Linked DNA regions of Homo sapiens: region 1 is linked to region 2. A link is a loop called in an ENCODE intact Hi-C map of the cell type or tissue named here. Cell type or tissue: HepG2. All regions are shown on one strand. Each heading gives the region's core, and the rest is flanking DNA. Links, peaks and the distances in the headings are about the cores only.

What was found. Hi-C counts contacts between places; a loop is a spot of excess contacts. Peaks named below come from ENCODE experiments on the same cell type or tissue, not always from the same donor. Only the 100,000 strongest peaks of a DNase experiment are listed, where the experiment ranks them.
Region 1: it touches region 2 in a loop (2.8-fold over the local background); 6 of 110 quality-filtered maps call a loop at or near these places.

Annotation. Positions count from the first base shown.
Region 1 is chr18:28,009,944-28,016,697 of GRCh38, reverse strand. CDH2 (cadherin 2) reads left to right here. Exons shown (of 16, transcript NM_001792.5): 3 at 2,789-3,015; 4 at 4,706-4,852. Among named protein-coding and RNA genes, the nearest start is that of CDH2-AS1, 92 kb to the right of the region's middle. In HepG2, for the core only: a CTCF peak has its summit at 3,508 (motif pointing left); no DNase peak of the experiment used is centred there.
Region 2 is chr18:28,124,915-28,131,668 of GRCh38, reverse strand. The region is part of intron 2 of CDH2 (cadherin 2); the gene reads left to right. Among named protein-coding and RNA genes, the nearest start is that of CDH2, 49 kb to the left of the region's middle. In HepG2, for the core only: no CTCF peak of the experiment used is centred there; DNase peaks (open chromatin) are centred at 3,138 and 3,698; H3K4me3 peaks cover 732 bases.

The sequences.
Region 1 (6,754 bases), core at 1,219-6,218, 120 kb after region 2:
TGCACTTTTGTATGGGAGTAAACCGCTGGAAATCAAACAGCCATGTGCATAGATGACTTGAAGTTTTCATCCTCATCTGCAGAACAGAAACAATGATTCCCACCTCAGGAGTCATTTTTAAGGTTAACATGTGACATAATCTGAAGTGTCTTTTTCAGTGCCTGGCATTCCATAAGTATTAATTCATTTTCTTCTACTACCAACAACCTAATAAAAAGTAGAATTTTTTGAAGTCCCTGGGTTTTGTTTGTTCATTTGTTTGTGTTGCTAGATGTTACTATAGTAGGCTGTGTGTACTTCTAAGGTTCCCATCTGTTTCCTACTTTTTGAAAAAGTTGTAAGATATTAGTGGATATTTAATGAGCACTTATACTGTTCCTGTGACCATCAAGTGTCCTAAGAAACAAAAGAAGCAATACTTAACTCTCATGAAGCCAAAGTGAGTTTATAGTCTGCTTAGGGAGAGAAGATCCACTCATATGAAATTATTAATAACCATCATTATAACTATTATTATTATAAACATAAAGTATCAGTGTGTTTCAGTGGACAGGAAATACAAATAAAAATAAAAAATTTAGAGCAGTTCCAAATGAGGGCATAGGCCGAAATCTTGTGAAAGGCATCATGGTCGACTCTTCCCCCAAAGTGATGACCTGGCCCTAGGGCTTTGGTATGGAAAATGGGAGTGTCCCAGATAAGAATTTGAGCCTGTGGGGTGGAGCAGCACGAGGTAGGGGATGACTGCAGCCTCTCTCGCCAGGCAGTATATGTTTTAGAAAGTGGTGTAAGTAAAACTGAAGAGACCAGGTGACCCAAGAATTAAGAGAGCATTGTACTCTAGGTTAAAGATCTGACATATAATGTTACAGATTTTAAGCAGGGAGGAGAAAATCACAGCAGGTGTCTAGTCTAGCAGTGGGCATGCCATGACCAGGAACTGGGAAGACTACCCAGGAGGCTTATGTAACAGTCCAGGTGTTTATGGATGACAATTAATAATACTAGAGTGATCACAGTTAACAAAAAAGTGTGCAGAAGAGTATGTAATTTTTCTATTCCAGATTATGTTTTTAAGGACCATGAATCCCTCTTGTAATATAAAAAAGTACTTTTTATACAAAAATATGGCAAAAGTCTCGTTTTGATTTATCAGCAGGGATCCAAAAAACAATTTTACATTTCATTTTTTGTCTTTAATGAAAGATGAGCAGTAGATGGCATTGTTCTGTAGAAAAGATTCCCATTTTTCACTTTTAAATCATGGGGCATGGAAGATGGAGTAATTAAATATCTTTTGGGATACTTCTACTCCAAAGACAAACATTTTGACTTAACATCATTTAGTTTGAGATATACTTTTATTTTCACTTTGAAATGATTGAAATATGAAAGATAATATAGATGGCATTATGTGGAAAATAATATATTCAGTAGTTAAAGTATTTTATGACTTCTATCAAGGATTTTATGGTTACTAAGGGAAATAAGCATGCCTGTTATTTAGATGTGGCTGTGTGCACGTCTCAGTGAATTTATTCTAATGACAGCAGAAGAACTGTCAGCAGCTTATATGTGCAGTGGGAGGGTTCATAAACACTTTACTTAGATCCTTGAGAAATGCACAAGGTGTATTTGATTATATTTTGTAATATGTCGCTATTAATTACACTCCAAAGAGTATCCTATGTAATTATAGCCAGAACATAACATCAGACGTTTACAGAAATAAAAAAATCATTTTTTATTTGATCCCTTTACTTGCTATTCCCATAGAATTTTTCTTCAGAAAGAACAATTAAGGACTTTAAAGGAATAATCTTCCTTAGAGAATATTTTTGTTTTTATTATTTTATTACATCTTGAATTTGTCTAGTTCTACACAAGTTCATGGTTTAATTTTTGTTTTATTACCTGTTGAGACAAGCTGTCATAGCATTTAAGACAGCAGTAGTTGTTTTTTTTTTAAGTGTGAAGTCATTGCATGTATGATAGAGATAAGACACATTTTTGAATTCTTCTACTCTTGTCATCATTTTTTTAATTTAAAATTTCTTTTGGGATACACCTTTATTTTTATTTGTTTAAAATTTTTTAAATATGTTACTGCTTAATGGAAGTACTGTAAGCACTAAGAGGAATAGAAATTTGTAAATTATTTACCTGTTAATTACCATAAGGTCTTACAATTCTAGAGCATAGTAAACATTCAACATTAATAAATGCATTGCTTTCTTCCTGTAAGCATTTGTTCCGAAATTATGTATTAAGACTGTGTGCCAGAAAGTATGCAGGGTATGCAGGATAACTAAGAACATTTGCCCCAAACTGCCTCTTCCAAGCAGTGTCAGACATGACTAAGAAACTGAGGTAGCAGAGCTCAGATCACTACATGAAGACTGAGAAAAAGGGGGTTTGTTCTGCTTTGAGTGACTTTAGACCTGGGACTGAAGAGTGAGTGGAAGTTTGTAATAGGGTGGGAGGAAATACCAGTGAAAGGTGTCAGGGTGAAAAGCAGGTGCACCTGAGGACCCAGTGTCCAGGAAGTATGAAAAGAAGGGGAAAGCTTTGGAAGAAGGAAATGCTAGGGCACAGCTCAGAACTACCATCTGGCATTTCATAGTATGAAAATGCTTTTGATATAATAAAATAAAAATAAAACTTCTGTGTTTCATGCTACTGTATTTTTATCCTTTAACCTAAGCAGGATATAGGTTTAAGTATTAGGGGTTTTTTTTTGCCTTTTTGGTATAATTATAATAACTGACCTATTTCTTATCTTTTACAGTGAAGTTTAGCAACTGCAATGGAAAAAGAAAAGTACAATATGAGAGCAGTGAGCCTGCAGATTTTAAGGTGGATGAAGATGGCATGGTGTATGCCGTGAGAAGCTTTCCACTCTCTTCTGAGCATGCCAAGTTCCTGATATATGCCCAAGACAAAGAGACCCAGGAAAAGTGGCAAGTGGCAGTAAAATTGAGCCTGAAGCCAACCTTAACTGAGGAGTCAGTGAAGGTATAGTATCCGAATATGGCTTTAGGGCTGGTTAAAAATCAGCTTTATACAGTTTGAACTAAATATATGCTTTGCTTCAGACCACATTAATGGATGGCCACTATTTGCATTTGTATCAACTTTGGTCATTTTAATAATATTTTGTTGTGTTTGTAATCTCTTAAGATACGTAGACTAAATATATTTTAAGCAACTAGAAATTGTATTTTAAAGATTTGTTTATACTTTGAGATTTATAATTTAAGTTAGAAGCAGTTTGTTTTAAATTTCTTAGAAGTTTTACAAGCTGTTAAATAAAACCACAAAATAAACAATTCTTTACAAGATGTCATCAGTCAGATTTATTAGATGAGAAGTACAGATTTAAAGTAGTAACAGGAAAACATTTCTGGCAATGAGTATTGGGTTTTTGTCTTGTCCCTTAATAATCCAGTTGGGGGGTATGAATTATTTATACTACCAACATGACTTTTTAGGAATGATATACTCCCTCTGGTGGAAGCTGCTGTGAGCCAAGATAAAATAAATGAGGTACATTTCCAACAGAGTGCCATTCAGTTCAATTCAACAAATATTTATTGAGCACTTAATTTGTATAAGTCATTGTTCGGAATTTTAAATAAAATACAGTAACTTCAGTAACGTTATGATAATATTTTCTGAATATTTTAGTTTTTTGAGTTAATTCAAAACAAATATGATGGGACACACCCATATATTCTGAAGTCCATGAACTATGGAACTATGACTACTACTTTTTTTATGCTTATTTTACTGTGAGAGGTAAAAACAGACACATTCATTTCTGGTATTTAATTGTAAATGTGATATACATACCCACAATCAAACATGAATAATATATCAGAGGAAAATATATCATTTTTCTCTTATTTCAGTGTTGTGGTTTTATTATGTGAAATTTAATTTGTTAATCTATTAACTGTTGAGGGAAGTCATGTCATTGGGTAATATAAAGTGAAAACCCAGTAACTAATGGAGTGAAAAGATGCTTTTGTTGTTGATTTGCTGTGTTCCAGCAAACTAGCTTGGATATTTGCACTGAAGCAGCAAGGGCTAATGGCTAAAATGTCTACAGATAGAGGAAGAAACAGAAGAAAATGTTGACATCCAGCAGAGATTAATACCTAATGTGCAAAGTGGGTCATCTGCAGCATCCATCATGGCTGACATAGGTTTAGAATAATTACAGCATTAATTCTGTGGGATATAATAGGGTCATAAATATTTGAGACATTCCTTAGCAGTATGTATTAAACTTCTCTTGGAATTCAAATTATATTTTAGCACATCAAGATCTAAATTTAATGTACAGTAGCACATTACCTGAACTGTGGTTTAAACTAATGAGAAATATATAAAAGGGTACTATTAAATTTTGCTCAATATTAACTGCTATCTAAAAAGGTTTATAGAAACTGCAAATAGTTTACACAGCTGTGCCATATAATAAATTGTTTAGAATTCAATTTTTCAGATACACAGTATAACCCAAAAATTTTATGGTATTTTTCTGTTATTTTAATAGGGGGCCAGGGAAAAGGGCCTCCAGACTTATTTTTTGTTCATAATAAACTGTGATTCCTATGCTTTCAGGTATTCAATAATATTGATGTACTTTCAGAAAATGTGTTTCCTAGTACTCAGGAATGTCTTCTATTTTAATGTAAAGGAGTCAGCAGAAGTTGAAGAAATAGTGTTCCCAAGACAATTCAGTAAGCACAGTGGCCACCTACAAAGGCAGAAGAGAGACTGGGTCATCCCTCCAATCAACTTGCCAGAAAACTCCAGGGGACCTTTTCCTCAAGAGCTTGTCAGGGTAAGGTGGCACAATTTTAACTGTTTTCATACCACAAGACAAATGTATGTTAAAAATATTTCTGTCTATTTTTTTTACAAAGTAGAATTTATGACATGTATATACTAAAAGTGTTTTTCTATAAAGATAGAATTTCTGTAGTGTTGTAGAAAGCCTCTTCTCATTTTCTTTGTTACCTTTTGGATTATTTATAAGTAGAGCTCACTTGTAGGTCCTGCACACTGTGGATTAGAAAGCTTGTTCAGTTTGTGACTACACAAGCCCTAAAGCCAACACATATTCCCAACCATACCATTTCCACTCTCATAACACACACACCCCTAAACTTCCCTGTCTGAAAGCTGGGCTCTCTGTGATGATCTTTGCCCTCTACAGATGGTTTTTGGGCCACAGAAAAAATAAAGGGCAATCATTGTTAAAAATGCCAGCACCAAATGCATTTGAGAGTTTTTTAAAGAAAAGAATGACCTCTGATACCATTAACAGAATCCCCAGGGCAGTGTAAAATCATAGGCTTTCAAATCTGAGGAGTAAGTTTTTTTTTTTTAGTTATTTACTCTAGATACATACCATCAGCTACAGAAAAAAAATGCAGATATTTTTGCATTTTAATAAACTTAACCCATTATTTATTACAAAAGTATAGTAAGACAAGGCTGCTGTATTCCCACTTATTAAAATGTAAATGTTTCTGTATATGATTATTTTAGCATTCTAACACATACTTACTGAAAGCCTTTTTTTTAAAATAAGCCGCTTTAAAATATGTTGTATATTCTGTCCTAATGTACATTATAATTCACTTTAACAAAGAATGTAACTCTAAATTAAGATACTGTCTCTTTTTCTACTTTAATGAAGTTTGAGAGAAAAGGGAATTTTGCTTTAACTTAAAAAAAAAAAAAACAGGCAGGGCACCTGTAATCCCAGCACTTTGGAAGGCTGAGGTGGGCAGATCACGAGGTCAGGAGATCAAGACCATCCTGACTAACACGATGAAACCCCGTCTGTACTAAAATACAGAAAAAAATAGCTGGGCGTGGTGCTACTCGGGAGGCTGAGGCAGGAGAATGGCATGAACCCGGGAGGTGGAGCTTGCAGTGAGCCGAGATCATGCTACTGCACTCCAGCCTGGACGACAGAGTGAGACTCCTTCCCCCCCCGCAAAAAAAAAAAACCTAGATTTTATTGATGGATTAAGTATAAGTACCTAATACATAAGGATCTCTTATTTTTCTCTGTACCTGCCTCCCTTCGTCCCCTTCCATAGCCTGTTCTGTCTCCTGTGACTGCTCATACATTGACTTAATTTTCTTGAGAGTAGTTGTATTTGGAGAAGGCAGTGAGCCTATAATGATATAATGTTTGCGAGCATAAAAATATATTTTAAAATGCTTTCTTTTGTGCTTTATTATTAATGAAAATTTCAGGTGTCACTTAAAATGATACGGAAAGCTTTGGTGCGCAATGAACAGTGTTAGTACAATGCAAGTACAGAAGTCTGACATTCAGGGTCAACCATAACTGTATTAGAGTTCCATTTGAGTATATTTCACACTATGGATAGACAATTAATTCTTGTTGTTACTGATGCAAAAAGGTAAATAATGTTTATTTTAATGAAATTGGACAGCTCTTACTATGTTAAATCGTCTAACCTAGAAACTCCCAGGACAGAGTTTGATTGTTTAAAAACTCTCACTTGTAGATTTGGAACTTTTGCACTGCTCCTAGTGAGTTTTCTTTTAGATGTTAATGTTGCCTCCAGTCTTTCTGGTGATAGATGACATCTCTTTTGAAGCCTGTCACTGAGAAGCAGAGGAAGAACAGGCACTAGGAGAGTTTCAGTGATTTTCTGGGGAGAGATGGTATAAGTTTGTAGCTGAAAAAGGGCATGAAGTG
Region 2 (6,754 bases), core at 755-5,754:
AACAGTATCTTCTCTCTTTTATCCTTAATTTTCTCCCTCTCTCAAAATGGACCAATTTTCTTCTAAATGTCTTCCATAATATTTTGGTTTTCTCATAAAAACATAAGATGGAGAGTACAGGAAAAAAATCAAGGGCTTTTTCTAGGTCAGATCTTAATATAAAATCACCACTGCAGTGATTGATGTTCTGTGTGAAGATTCTGTCAAATGTTCTGTAACTTGCCCAGATGTGAGGGAAGGTGGTGTCAATTAAAACCCATGATGAGCTTGCACTGAGATCTCGCTACCTCTTTACTCCTGTGGCCTCTTTTTCCCACAAAGTTGGGGTATAACAATTACTCAGAGTGTTAGATTATTGAAAACTGACAGAATATTTACTATCTGATAATTTTTTTTTAGTTCCTAGCAGTTGTATGTTTTAGTATTTTTGAAAAAAAATCAAGATGATATAATTCTAAATTTGTGAATAGACCAGATGAAACTTCTAAGGGAATTATAACTTTCAAATACTGAAGAACTTAAAATATCTTTTTTGTCCTTTTTGGTGTAAGTTATTTTACGAACAAATTATGTGGTATTTATTGGTCCTACATGGCATTTGCTCTCTTGGATTTTTGGAACTGTTTATTGGTTATGTCTGGTTAGCCGAGGAAATGGTGTAAGGAGCTGTTTTTATTAATAAAAATAAAGATTCCATTGAATGGATTAGCGTGCGTGTCCATGCATGTGGTGTCTGATTCTAAATTTTTAATTAACTTTTGCTTTTTCAAGGGTACCTCATCAAAACTTGGGATTGCCAAAACTTAATAAGTCTCACCCTCCTATGGAAATTTAGTCATTTTACTACTCTAGACCACTTTGAAAGAGGGGTTATTGCTCTGACAGTCTAATTCCACTTCAGAAAGTCTTGGCAGCATTACAGCCCTCTGTGCCCCTAAGGAGGTAACAGAATTTTCAACTTCAGTCACTGGGGACAGAGCCCAAATCCTCTCCCGCAGGGCTCCCTGGAAGAGGCCTGCTCAGCAGCCATGCGCACATCTGGATGCGCTCCATTTTCTCAGGACTTGTGCCAGTGAATTCTGTCTTCTGCATCTCAGCTAGGCTTGGTGCCATGGTTTCACAGGTGTCTCTGATTTGGAGTGGATATATACCTATGTCTTTCAGAGCAGTAGTTGTCAGAATGTTATGTCGGAAATACATTTTACATCACGATACTGCACTTACATGTGTATTTCACAAGATGTGAGACTTACTTTTGACTGTGATATACTCCATTTTCCATTCCATTCCTTTCTAAATTATAGCAATAATGCGTTGCTGTCTGCACTTTGAAAAGCATTTCCTCCTCCTTGCTTTCTTGGGTGGAGGGAGTACTTAGCCCCTGAGTCTCTCAGAAGTGTTTCTGTCTTTCCTGCAGCAGTGTGGACCTCTGATGACCAGCCAGGACTTGCTCATGCCCACAGTCCTTCAGTTAGTCCTGAGCCAACTACAAAATGATCACGATGCTTCTGACTAATATTTATTGAAACCTGTATCCTAGACATGAAAATGTTTTACGTGAATTAGTTTCTTTATGCTCTACAATCATCTGTGAGGTACAGGCATGGTGATTGTGTATCTGTTTTACAAATGGAAACGGAAGACAAGAGAGGTTCATTATTCTGCTAAGGAAGCAGCAGAGCAGGGACACTGTGCTTAATGTCACATTATTGCAACAGTTCTGCTTTGGTGGCCTAATAACGCTTTTCTTATGTAGTTCTAGATGTCCTAAAAATGAATAATAAGAAAGATCTATAAATTATGTTTACTGGGACATAGACAGTAGAGTCATTTAGTTTTTTAAAATTTAATTAATTAATTAATTGATTTTTGGAGATAAATGTACGATCCCAGCTCACTGCAGCTGCAGCCTCCTGAGCTCAAGTGATCTTCCTGCCTCAGCCTCCTGAGTAGCTGAGACTACAGACATGCAACCACCACACCCAACTAATTTTTTAATTTTTTGTAGAGACAGAAGCTCACTATGTTGTCCAGGCTGTTCTCAAACTCCTGGCCTGGAGCAATCCTCCCACCTTGGCCTGCCAGAGTTCTTGGATTACCAGTGTGAGCCACACAGACCCAATTTTTATAAGTTATTTATTTGTATTTTCCAAGTTGTAGCTAGGCCTAGAGTCTAACTGATATTCATCTGTTTTGGAAATCGTAAGCTGGGCTTTCATTAAGGAAAATAAAGTTTTGATATTTTGGTTCATGTTTACCTAATATATCAATGCAAACTCCTTTCAAATATTTTTTGACAGCACAATTAAAGTGTGATGGCTTATATTATAGATAGGTTTTTATATGCAGGTGGTTATGTTTTGTGAGTTTAAAATTTTACAGCTGTGATTTAAAAATACCAGAATGATGGAAGTAAATTTTTTCAGAGAAAAATAATTTAGCATTAGCAATGCATCACCTTTTGACTCAATGGTATTTTGAAAGACAGATTATAATTTTCAGTGGAGTAGCTATTAACCAGAAGATCACACAAAGCAATTCTAAGGCCTGTTTGCATATATCAGGGGTAAAAATTACTTAACATACGATGCCTAATGCTTTTGAGTGGACTGGGATATATCTGAAAACTATATAGGAAGGTTTGATGTACTTAGATCTTATGGGTGTGGCCTGTTGTTGGTTGCATCTGAAAGTAGTTTACATATTGACTTTCAAATGTAAGCAAAAGAGCAATTCAAATAGGCCTTTGGTTTGTACCACTGGCATATCTACCAGAAAAAAATAAATAGGATGCCTGTTGCCTGTGTGGCCGAGTGCATCCTGTTTGTGTTTTTTGTGTCCTGTGGAAGGTAGCCTCATTAATCATGGGGTTAATGCTAAACCCAGCATTCACTTAGCTCCTTAATTCATGAATGCCACTGAAGCACATTGAAACAAAACTTTAGGTATTACAGTTGAATAGTCAGACTTTTTTTTTTTTTTTGAGACGGGGTCGTGCCCTGTTTCCCAGGCTGGAGTGCAATGGCATGATCACGGCTGTCTGCAGCCTTGACCTTCTGAGCTCAATCAGCTCTTCTATCTCAGCCTCCCAAGTAGCTGGGACTACAGGCATGCCCAGCTAATTGTTTGTTTGTTATTTGTTTTTTTGTAGAGACAGGGTTTCGCCATGTTGTGCAGATTGGTCTTGAACTTCTGAGATCCGCCTGCTGAGGCTTCCCAAGTGCTGGGATTAAGGTGTGAGTCACCGTGCCCTGTCAGCAGTCACTAGTTTTTGAACAGTAGCCACATCATTAGAAATAAATACACGTATATCTGATATTTTAGGTGCACAGACAATATTATATTGTACACCTAGAGTTATTGATGCAGAATCTGTGACTTTATGTAAGTGATGAGATTATGAGACTTAGCCAAATTGAACAAGTTTTTCAGAACATAATTCTGTATTCTGATGTGACCTATTTCACTTTTACTATACACTTGAAAAACTGACAGGGAATTTTATGATACACTTTTAAAAAGTGTGATCATGAGTTACCATAGACTCCATTTTGTTGTTAGTGGTATACTAACCATATTTTAACCACTTCCTTTAATCAAATATCCTGGGAATGTGGGAGGTGTCCCAGGATGACAGCCAACCTGTCATGATCAATGGATCATCTGTTTATCTTTTTATTGTTATCTAAACTGTTTGCCACTGAGCATTCTTTTAGGATTTCTGGTTAATATTTGATAGGTTAGCTTTGCAAAATATTTGACCACTGCCATTCTTGGCCAGTATTACCCATGTGCTTTGATACCTGTGCACATAAAGCTTCACAATATGTTAACCATACAATTAGCTGAGTTTATGTGTGTATATAAAATGCAAGAAATGTCACACATTTGTGTCCCTTTATGAAAGAGTTTTCTATTTGAATTCGTCTTGAAATAGCCTTGAAGGACTTGTAGGCACCCCTACCTCTAGCTGTAATAAACTCTGTTTTTTTCTGATGTAGTTGTATTCATAAGTATTTGCAGGTTTTTTTTTGGTCATGGCTTAAATTGCTATATTGTAATCAGCCTTGGTGCTCAGTTAATAGATTTTCTTGTTAAAAAGTGAAATGAGCATTATTTTAGGAACATTAAATAAAATCTTAAATGTATTTTTGCCTAGGAAAATTGGCTTGACCATTGCGCCACGATAAGGAAAGTATTTTCCCTTTGCCGCAGGGCCTTGCGCTTATGGCTGCGTCCCAATTTCAGATAGGGCTGGAACAGCCTGTCACTATGGCTAACAGAATTGGAAAATTTGCTATTATTAGGGGGAAGCTTATAAATTCCCAAGCCACTCAGAAGTTGAATCCATCCACTGAATCCGTAACTGCTCCTGTGGGAACTAGGAGAAAAGCCAGGTAGATTTTAGTATTATTTCCCCTAAATCAGGTTGGTGGATAGGATGATTTGACAATTAGTTTTTTTTTCTACAAAAGAAAGTGATTTCATAAATAACACAATACTCATCATTTTTAAAAATTAATACAGTTTTTCTCCAAGCTGTCTTCCATTTGGTTTCTTTATACACAGCAGGTAGCATGTCTTTCTCCTGCTTAAGAACTCATGCGTGGGTCCACAGTGCCTTGAGGAGGAAGTCCACCTGCCTGGCCAAGTGGGACCTTTGGGTCTGGCTCTGGAGCACCCCTCCAGCATCTCTGCCTCATCATCCCTCTGGACATTCTAGGGTCACATGGAACGCTTCCTTATTGATGCGTCCCGGCTGCACCATGTGATCACATTGTCATATCTTTTCATGTTCTGGTCTGTTTCTCTGGAGACTACTTGTCCCCTCTGTCCACCTTTCAATTTTAGGAAGTCACTTTTCCCCACCAGACCGATAGTTCTGCCAGGATGGCCTATGTCTCAGTCACATCTCTATCTTCTGTGTCAAGCACAGCACCCTCAATGAATGTTTGAAACAAAAAATGGATAGCAGGCACTCACTCTCTTTATTTAATAGAAAATTGGAGCAATTTACCCCAATTATTTTTTTCAAAGTTAATTATTTGTAGATGAGAGATTAGAAGCCCCCTGACCTTATTTTATTATACTTATGTAAGTATATCAAATTTGCATGAATTCCAGATAATGTCTCGGGGTTTTAGATGTATTACTTAGCTTAATTAGCATCACAGCCAGTTGGAGTGGATTTTATGTATATTTTAAAGGGATTCAGTAAACAGATTGAGAAAAGCTAGGGAGTTTGCACAAGCACCCAATGAGTAAATAGAAGATGATGTATTTTTTCAAAGGCCATATGCCATCTTTCTTAAGCTAGGTTATGTTATGTGCTATGTTTTAAATAAATAGTTCACTTTGATTTTTGGAAGTTTTATGATGTAGCCATATTAACTGTCCCCCACCCTGCCCCATTAATCTATTTAAGTGTTATTCCATATATCTATTTGGTAATAATATATAGCGAACAGTCATGCATATCTGTAGTTCATTTTTCTCATAATGATAGCAGTCTTCAAAATAACATTTGATTTTAAAGCATATACATCTGGATATTTCCTATAGAATAAATAATCTATAAACTTTTAACAATCTCATTTTTATTAAATATCATGTTTTTCTTTAAATGTGAACCCTTGTCCAGCAGTTCAAAGTATTAGATAATGCAATTGACCATAGACTCTTTTCCTGTAAAAATACTATACTTGAGGTAAGCTTTCATATTTCTAAATTTTTATACTATTTTCAGTTCAAAATTAAGGAAAATGATGAAACCACCTTGTGTATTTTCTACACCCTAAAATATTTCTTAAATGTAAACTTAACGCATTTTGTAATCAGGAGTACTGATCTCTGGATTGTAAATGAAACCTGAGATTAACCCCTTCAGTTTCTTTATTGAAAACTGAGGGTACTAATGCTGACTGTCTTACGTGCCTGTTAGGGTGCATACATGAGTTAATATTATAAAGTGCTTAGAACAAGCTCAGCACATAGTAAATGCTCAGTAAATGCTCATTATGATGATTTAGGGGTTTTTAACCCAATTTTTTCAAAATGAAGCATTTTCTTAAATCAAGTGAATTTACGCTTAATGTTTACATGTAAAACATGAATATGTTAGGGTGGATAAGTCCATTCTCATAGAACACATTTTTTGGATTAGGTTTGCCATTTTTTCCCTCCCCAATACATTTCCACTTCATCCTGGCTTCCTTTTTTAAAAGAAAGTGAATTTTGAAAAAAAAATTTTTTTTTACTCCATTCCATCTCCTATCTGCCTTTGGAATCACTGCCAGCAGATATTAGTTTTTACATTAGGTATTGCTGTATTAAGCAGCAACATTGCTTAATGTATTATTCATCCTAGGTACTTTGTAAATATTGGGTAAGTTATTTAATGACTGTGTAATAATGTACAGGCAGTCCCGGCTTACAATGGTTCAATTTACAGTTCTTGACTTTACAGTGAGTTTCATTGGAATGTATTCCCACCAGAAGTTGAGGACCATCTGTCATGAGTTTCTGTCTTCTTGACCTTTAGAGGAAGGAACTTAGAAGTTTTCTAATGTCTCACGTACTGGAACGTAAATTGTAAAGTAGAAGTCTGTCCCCTTTCCCTGCCCAACTAAAAAGTACGTAAGGTCTTTGTGACAGCTGTAGTCTTCTCTGATAAAGTGGACATAAAGATGTTAGCATTTAAATCCCACACAGTTTAAAAAATAACTCATATTTGTGTCTAATGCTGTTTTCAAAT